2 separate regions of the Homo sapiens genome follow, and region 1 is linked to region 2. A link is a contact called in ENCODE Hi-C data. All regions are on one chromosome and are shown on one strand. Each heading gives the region's core, a stretch centred on a gene start or an enhancer-like site at or near the end of the contact. The rest is flanking DNA. Distances are from core to core; before and after follow the strand shown. Region 1 holds the start of FMO5 (flavin containing dimethylaniline monoxygenase 5). Region 2 holds the start of ACP6 (acid phosphatase 6, lysophosphatidic).

Region 1 (3,949 bases), core at 1,237-3,736, 450 kb after region 2:
AGACTGTATTGTTTGAAAGCTCTTTCTGGGTTGGACCTTTGCAGAAACTCTGCAAACCCAGTTCCACATGCATGTGCATCCATACACATACACTCCTTCAAAAGCCTCATATGTTATCTTGGAATTAGTTGTTCTTATTTCTCACTCATAATATTGCTGTCTAGTAATAGCATGAGTAACTGAGTTGAGTCTGTATATTAATTTGGATGTATCAAGTTATTTTTCAATGAAGAAATTGACTTACTTGCAAATTGTCAGCTAGGCAAGAGAGAGAACATTTGAGTCAAGGTTTAAAACATTGTATAAGTAATTTTAATACAACACAAAACATATTTGCTATATTCAAAAGCAATTAATTATAAGACACAATTGAAGTAGGGGGACATTAAAATAAAATTACATTGTTAACTACATTTTAAAAGTAATTCTTGCATTATTTGTAAAACTGATTCAGTAGGAGGAAATTAATACTCAGTTTATAAAAGTATTCATGTTTTCCTTTAGGCATTTCTTCTAGTGCATTCAAAATTATCCAATTTACAAGTAATTCATTTTAAGTTAACTTCTAGCATATAAAATGGTTGTGTTGAAACACTGTCTTCAGAATTTTATTTTTAAAAGATACTATTTTAGTATAAATTCACATTTATAGTTGAATGCTTTTGTGAAAGATATTAGTCTTTAAAATATTTTACAGGCTGGCCTTGTTGGCTCATGCCTGTAATCCCAGCACTTTGGGAGGCCAAGGCAGGTGGATCACTTGAGCCCAGGAGTTCAAGACCAGCTTGAGCAACATAGTGAAACCTCATTTCTACAAAAAATACAAAAATTACCAGGTGTGGTGGCACACAGCTGTAGTCCCTACTCAGAAGGCTGAGGTGGGAGGGTAGATTGAGCCCAGGAGATAGAGGCTGCAGTGAGCCATGATTGCACCACTGCACTCCAGCCCAAGTGCCAGAGTGAGACCCTGTTTCAAAAAAAAAAAAGTTCGACAGTTCCAAAACACATTAATGTTAATTAGAGTCTGCTAAGTTGCTATAAATACAACAAAAAATTCAATGGCACAAACAAAATATCAGTTGCCTCTCATGAAAAAGTCCAAGATTAGCAGGTGCAGATTGGAAGAGCAAAATTGACTCAGGGAGTGGTAGAAGGAGAGCAAGGATCCAAGGCATGAGCCACAATCCATGCCTCTTACAACCCCTCACATCTGTCAAATAGAACCCTTGTCTGGATGGGCCCTTGTTCTAACCCAGTGCCTGAAATCTTGTATCTGTTATATTGGTGGTTCTACATGACTTTATATTTGAAAAGTTACATTTTAGAAGTGGATATTTTGTATTTTTGGTTACTAATATAACTGTGTGAAAGCACTATTAAAAATACTTTTATTTCGTTAAAATTACCTGTTTATGTTTTGGTCTCCTCCACTAATCTGTAAGCCCCTCTGAGTAGGAAACAATACATTCCTCACTATACTCCAGCACTCAGCTCAGTGCATGGGGATTTAAAAGTAAATTTCTTCCAGAAGTGTAGATTCTTAGATCCAGATTGTGAGGAGGGGAGGAGAGAGGTATAGGTGAGCCGGGGGCGGAAGTGGGGGCAGGATCATCTTAAGGAAGGAGACCACTGCTACTACTGCTGCCCTCCTCCCACCACCTTGCCTCGTTCACAAGACAGGAGGAGAGAAAAAGCAAAAAGTTGGAAAAAAAAAAAAGTAAGATAAATTGCCAGACAACCTTGGCACCACCACCCGGCCCTAGGAGTTAAAAAAAGTAATAATAATAACATCAACCCCTGACCTAAACTACTTGTGTTATCTGTGAATTCCTGACACTGTATGAAAAAAGCATTGTAGCCCCCAGTCACGTTTCCCACTCTTGTTTGATGTATCACGACCCTTTCACGTGGACCCCTTAAAGTTGTAAGCCTTTAAAAAGGCCAAAAATTTCTTTTTCGGGGAGCTCGGCTCTTAAGACGCGAGTCTGCCGACGCTCCCGGCCGAATAAAAACCTCTTCCTTCTTTAATTCGGTGTCTGAGGAGTTTTGTCTGTGGCTCATCCTGCTACAATCTGTTTGAACAGATCACCTGAAAGGTAGGTGTTCATTTAAGCATTTGGAGTAGAACTGGCTTTGGGGTTGTTGACAGTTTTCCCTTCACTAGGAAGTGTTTGTCACTTTAAGGCAAAAACCAGGAAGTTAAAAGTGGATGCAGAAGCGAGCACAGACGGGGCTAGGGGTTTCAGAGAAAGTAATTGAGAGTGCTGGCAACAGCAGCTGAAATATAGAGAAGTTGTAGGATTAACTTTTTCGCCCAAAGCAGCTTCAGCCCACGTTTTATTCCCATCGAGGGAGGGAGAATGGGTGCCGCTGAGTGGGCGGGGGAGTGGTCCCTGAAAGGAGGTGGAGTGCTACAGCCCCTCCCCGTTGGCTCTCGCTGTTTGTCCGTTGTTGGTTTATAGTAATTTGACAACAGCCGCCTGTTGAGTCTCCTCCAGATCGCAGCTGAAGGATCTGTTGAGCGCTTCAGGAAAGGCGGTGAGATCCGGTACCGCAGCAGAGCACTCTCAGCTCTGGGTCTTGCAGGCGCAGGGCTCCCCCATGCCAGCAGAAAGATTTCCTCTGGTGAAGAGGACCGTCGAATCTGTCCTCCTCAAGACACCTCTTGTACAGAATTTATTCGAATGCCACGGCCAAGGTCTTCCTTGAAAAATGTTAACCGATGTGTGCTTTTTGTCTTTTGTCATCCTTTCTTTAGGACAGGCGACACTAACAGGTGAAGATCTCGGGAGACCATGACTAAGAAAAGAATTGCTGTGATTGGGGGAGGAGTGAGCGGGCTCTCTTCCATCAAGTGCTGCGTAGAAGAAGGCTTGGAACCTGTCTGCTTTGAAAGGACTGATGACATCGGAGGGCTCTGGAGGTTCCAGGTACATACATCTCCTAGTCCCTTAATACTTGAAACCCTCCCTGCAACTAGGTGCATACGACAGTTTATCTTAACAGTGTCAGGTGGCCGGGCGCGGTTGGCACACGCCTGTAATCCTAGCACTTTGGGAGGCCGAGGCGGGCGGATCACGAGGTCAGGCGATCGAGACCATCCTGGCTAACACGGTGAAACCTCGTCTCTACTAAAAATGCAAAAAAATTAGCCGGGCGTGGTGGCGGGTGCATGTAGTCCCAGCTACTCGGGAGGCTAAGGCAGGAGGATGGGGTGAACTTGGGAGGCAGAGCTTGCAGTGAGCCGAGATCGCCCCACTGCACTCCAGCCTGGGTGACAGAGCAAGACTCCGTCTCAAGGAAAAAAATTAAAAAAAGATAGTTAAACTTATTATATTCCAAAGAATACCAGCCACCTTTATTGATCTCCAAACTGACATGCATTGGATTTGCTGGGTTTGCTTTTATTTTTACATTTTTTGAAGGAGAATTTTTATTCTTTTTATTTACAGAAAATTCAGCAGTGTACATTTAACCCAGTTTAGTGGCAACTTCTTTCACCTTTCCCTTTTCCACTTTGGTGATTCAAACCCACAGATTTAGGACCCAGGACATTGCCTCCCCATTGGCAGCGAATCTCATCATATCTGTCCATGTAATTGGTTCTGAAAACTGCCACCAACTTAGCCACACCTCCTTTGTCTTCCTAGTGAACCTGTGTGAAGGCAACGTCGTGCAGGTCTTCCTGTGGACTAGACATCCCAATCTTACCTCACCCTTGATAATGCAGTAAGGGACCCCCATTTTGGGACACAGGGCAGGCAGGAAGACAACCAGCTCGATGGGATCCGCATCGTGTGCAATCACCACCAGCTGAGTCTTCTTGTTCTCCACCAAGGTGGTGATTGTGTTAACCCCTGCTGGAAAGACGGGTGGTGTCTCGATGGGGGTATCCCCTTTGCTAGCAGCTTTCTTCTCAGTCCAGGACAACAGTCTCTGCTTCTTCTCT
Region 2 (3,916 bases), core at 309-2,808:
AGCTTCTTTACCACTTCCTGTTTTATCAGCAGGGTCTTTTTGACTGGTTTCTTGTGATACCAGTCCTGCTGACCTCCCCCCTCATCCTGTGACTGAGAATGCCTAACCTCCTGGGAATGCAGCCCAGTAGGTCTCAGCCTCATTTTACCCAGCCGCTATTCAAGATGGAGTCACTATGGTTCAAATGCCTCTGACAGAATCACCTTCTAAAAGTCCTATGTCCAAATGCAGTCACTTAGTGGGTACGAATTTGGCGGGGGACACAACTGAGTCCATAGCAAACAGTATTCGATTTTTAATCACATCAGCACACACAATAAGACTCTGAAAAGTGAGTCCCTTGGCTGGGCTAGGGAGAAAATTGTGACAATATGTAGTGTTCCAAAATGACCCTCCTCCCTGCATCAGGGAGGGGAGCACTCAGAACCTTCCAGCTTGGTGAACAGAATTTGTTCTCAGGCCAGGAGCCATGCTCTGTAAGTATGTTGTCTTTACATCTGGCCCAGTTTGATCTTTGGAGATAGACACATAGTGGGTCCCAGATTGTGTCCTGTTGCAAAGATCTGGAAACACAGGCTTGGGATACCTGTATATCAACAGAAACCAGACTAGCAGGTGGTAAGGCTGGCATTGTTCTGTGTTCTTAGGTTTTTTTTTGTTTTTTTTTTGTAGACGGAGTCTTGCGCTGTTGCCCAAGCTGGAGTCGTGTGGCGCGATCTCGGCTCACTGCAAGCTCCGCCTCCCGGGTTCACGCCATTCTCCTGCCTCAGCCTCCTGAGTAGCTGGGACTACAGGTGCCCGCCACCACGCCTGGCTAATTTTTTTTTTTTTTTTTTTTTGTATTTTTAGTAGAGACGTGGTTTCACCGTGTTAGCCAGGATGGTCTCGATCTCCTGACCTCATGATCTACCCGCCTCGGCCTCCCAAAGTGCTGGGATTACAGGCGTGAGCCATGGCGCCTCTTAGGTTCTTAATCACTGGGACACCCACAGGCAAGGCCTGGCTTTTTCCACAAGAAGTATTCTGGATGGAAGTAAACACATCAGTGACCTGAAAGTTCTACATGATTACAATGACTTAAGCTTGAGAATTTTTTTAAAAACAGAGAAGGGAGTAGTAAATGACTAAATATAAAGCACCTAGTGCTGTGTTTCGCAAATGGCAATCACTCGGCAGGTGTCTCAGCTCCTCGCTGCAGCAACCAGGCTTCCAGGACTGGAAGGAAGTCTTCTACATTCAAAACTAGACTCAAACTACTCCCCTCCACCACCCAGTTCTACTCCTGCGCTCGCGATCCTCCTGCCTGGCAAACTCCATGGCCCGACAGATTCACTACCACTCCACTGCCGGACCAGGCACGTCCGTGGGCCATCCACGCCTGGAAAACGGCTGGCTGGGCCGGAGGGGCGAGGCCCGCAGGCGAGGGGGGCGGGTACAAGCCACTTCTTGGGAGCCGCGGTACGCGCAGCCTTGTGGGAGTTGTAGTTTCCGCAGCTCTGAGTCTCCAGGCGAGGTGTCACCACAGGACTCGTTTTCCCGTGCTCCTGTGCGCGGGTCCACTTGGGACGGGTCCCTGAGTAGGTGAGGAGGTGGGTAGGAGCTTGCTTATAGAAAAGTGGAATCGAGTAGTCCTTGCTGGTGGAGCCGCTGCCGCCAGGGAACTCAGGGCCGGCTCCTGTTCCTTCAAGAGTGCTGGAGGCCAAACTTGAAATACAAGTTTAATGTTCCTCGTCGGGCAAAAGATAAGGATCCGATCTCCCCCGGCCCGGTGTGCAGCAGGAGCGACCAACCCCGACCCGGGTTAAAACTCCCAGGGACTCTTCGCTGCTGCCACCTCTTGTTCTCTCCCCCGTTCCCACTCGGGGTCTCCCTCAGGGCCGGGAGGCACAGCGGTCCCTGCTTGCTGAAGGGCTGGATGTACGCATCCGCAGGTTCCCGCGGACTTGGGGGCGCCCGCTGAGCCCCGGCGCCCGCAGAAGACTTGTGTTTGCCTCCTGCAGCCTCAACCCGGAGGGCAGCGAGGGCCTACCACCATGATCACTGGTGTGTTCAGCATGCGCTTGTGGACCCCAGTGGGCGTCCTGACCTCGCTGGCGTACTGCCTGCACCAGCGGCGGGTGGCCCTGGCCGAGCTGCAGGAGGCCGATGGCCAGTGTCCGGTCGACCGCAGCCTGCTGAAGTTGAAAATGGTGCAGGTCGTGTTTCGACACGGGGCTCGGAGTCCTCTCAAGCCGCTCCCGCTGGAGGAGCAGGTGAGAGGTCGGCCCGGGCTGGGGCTGGTGGGGCGAGGACCGTGTGCCAGGCCAGGAGTCTCGCCCTGACACACATCTTCAGAGCTTTACTCGCGCGGAGCGGGGCTCGGGTTGGGTCCAGAAGAAGGGAAAACAGCAGTAGCCAGTGACTCCCCAGGCTCTTGAGCAAAGGACCTGCTGGGGTTAGGACAGCCCCGGAACTTCCAGTTTTGCCCTGATGGCGCAGCCATCAGTAAGCGCTGCTTAAGACGCATGGGAGTCGCCTGGGGATCCTGCTACGTTGCAGATTCTGATTCAGCAGGTGTGGAGTAGTGCCCCAGGTCAGCATTTCTATTAAGGGTCTAGGTGAACTTGAATACAAGGGTGCAGTGCACTTCTGTGTGACCATTTTGAAGGTGGTTTGTCAGAGCTGAAGGGCTGAAGGGACTTTAGTGATAGGAACCACTCTTAACTGAGATTACAGTGGATAAGAGGTCGTTGCCTTTGGAAACAAACTTTATAACTGCTTTTTCTCAGGGTTTGCTGGAGGCCATTTGAGATCTCCTGAAGTTTTTTTTTGTAACAAGTGTTGTATTCTAGGGTTCTCCTTTTCTATTTAAGGTTACTAAACCTATAGTGGGAGGGATCTGAGGTCGGAACAAATTTAAAATGGGCTAGTCTGTGGCAGTAATGTTTTAAAAATCTGTCTGGTTTTGTCAGGATAATTATGACTAAAGCACAAATAGTTTAAAAAAAAATGATTATCTTTCCTGGATGTGACTTTTTATAGCAGAAAGGCCTAGTGAAGAGGAACAGGCAACCTGAAATCCCCAAACTCCCAGGTATTACACCTGTGGAGTGCTTTTGTATCGTTGGTCTTCCAGGTTGATGTTGGAGGAGGTCGAAAAGATTGTCCAAAATTGATGTTAGGTATACTCTTCATAATAACAGTTGCTTTCTAGAAACCTTCAGGATTGTGTCTTTACATTGTACAACTGGAAACCCATTTTTCAAGGTTGGCCGCACATGAAATTAAACTTCTAAAGCATTTTCCACATAAATAAATACATTTGGAAGGCACTTAATTCTATTACCAGGTTTCTAGTTAGCCTTACTCTGGCTTTACCACTTGCTCTCTGGAACCGGGATTTCTTCTTTCATTTTGATTCTTTGATTTTTTTTTCAGTCTCTTACTTTGCCTTTTTATATTAGATCACTAAATTTTCCTTATGATTTTGTATACAGCCCATCTCTGATGCTCCCCTTCCCCCAATTCTTCTCTATTTATTCTTGGTACAGAAGGACTGGGGAATCACATGTAGGAATATATATTATATTCACGTAGAAGACAAAAAATTATCAGTGGTAATGGAGAGTAAAACTTTGAATGTGTAGGCCTAGACCTAGTATGTACCATATATATATATATATATATCCTGAAGGCACTAGGAAAAGATTTAGATTCTTTTAGGGCTTTATCCCTAAGGGAGAGTGGGTGTGTGATGGATATCTTCTGCCTTTATGGTTGAAAGGTCCGTTGTAGCTTAGGATACCAGCTTCATTCATCTTCAATCTGTGTAGCCACAAAATAGCATCTGAATCCATGGCCTGACTTTGCAATTAGAGAAGGCATATTACCTCTCCTTTCTGCTCATATTCTCCAGACTTTAGACAGATGCTTTAAA

Evidence for each region. Hi-C counts contacts between places; a loop is a spot of excess contacts on that map. Pooled maps may share reads with other maps.
Region 1: a pooled map shows a loop between it and region 2 (4-fold over the local background). The contact joins the promoter of FMO5 here to the promoter of ACP6 in region 2. A Hi-C loop is called at or near these places in 4 of 50 pooled maps.

What each region holds. Positions count from the first base shown.
Region 1 is chr1:147,223,876-147,227,824 of GRCh38, reverse strand. FMO5 (flavin containing dimethylaniline monoxygenase 5) reads left to right here and starts at 2,486. Exons shown (of 9, transcript NM_001461.4): 1 at 2,486-2,538; 2 at 2,759-2,930. The coding sequence starts at 2,796. It also overlaps a transcript of CHD1L not described here and the pseudogene RPL7AP15.
Region 2 is chr1:147,668,166-147,672,081 of GRCh38, reverse strand. ACP6 (acid phosphatase 6, lysophosphatidic) reads left to right here and starts at 1,558. Exons shown (of 10, transcript NM_016361.5): 1 at 1,558-2,252. The coding sequence starts at 2,034. RefSeq lists enhancers at 1,096-1,165, 1,606-1,855, 2,496-2,555, 1,767-2,710.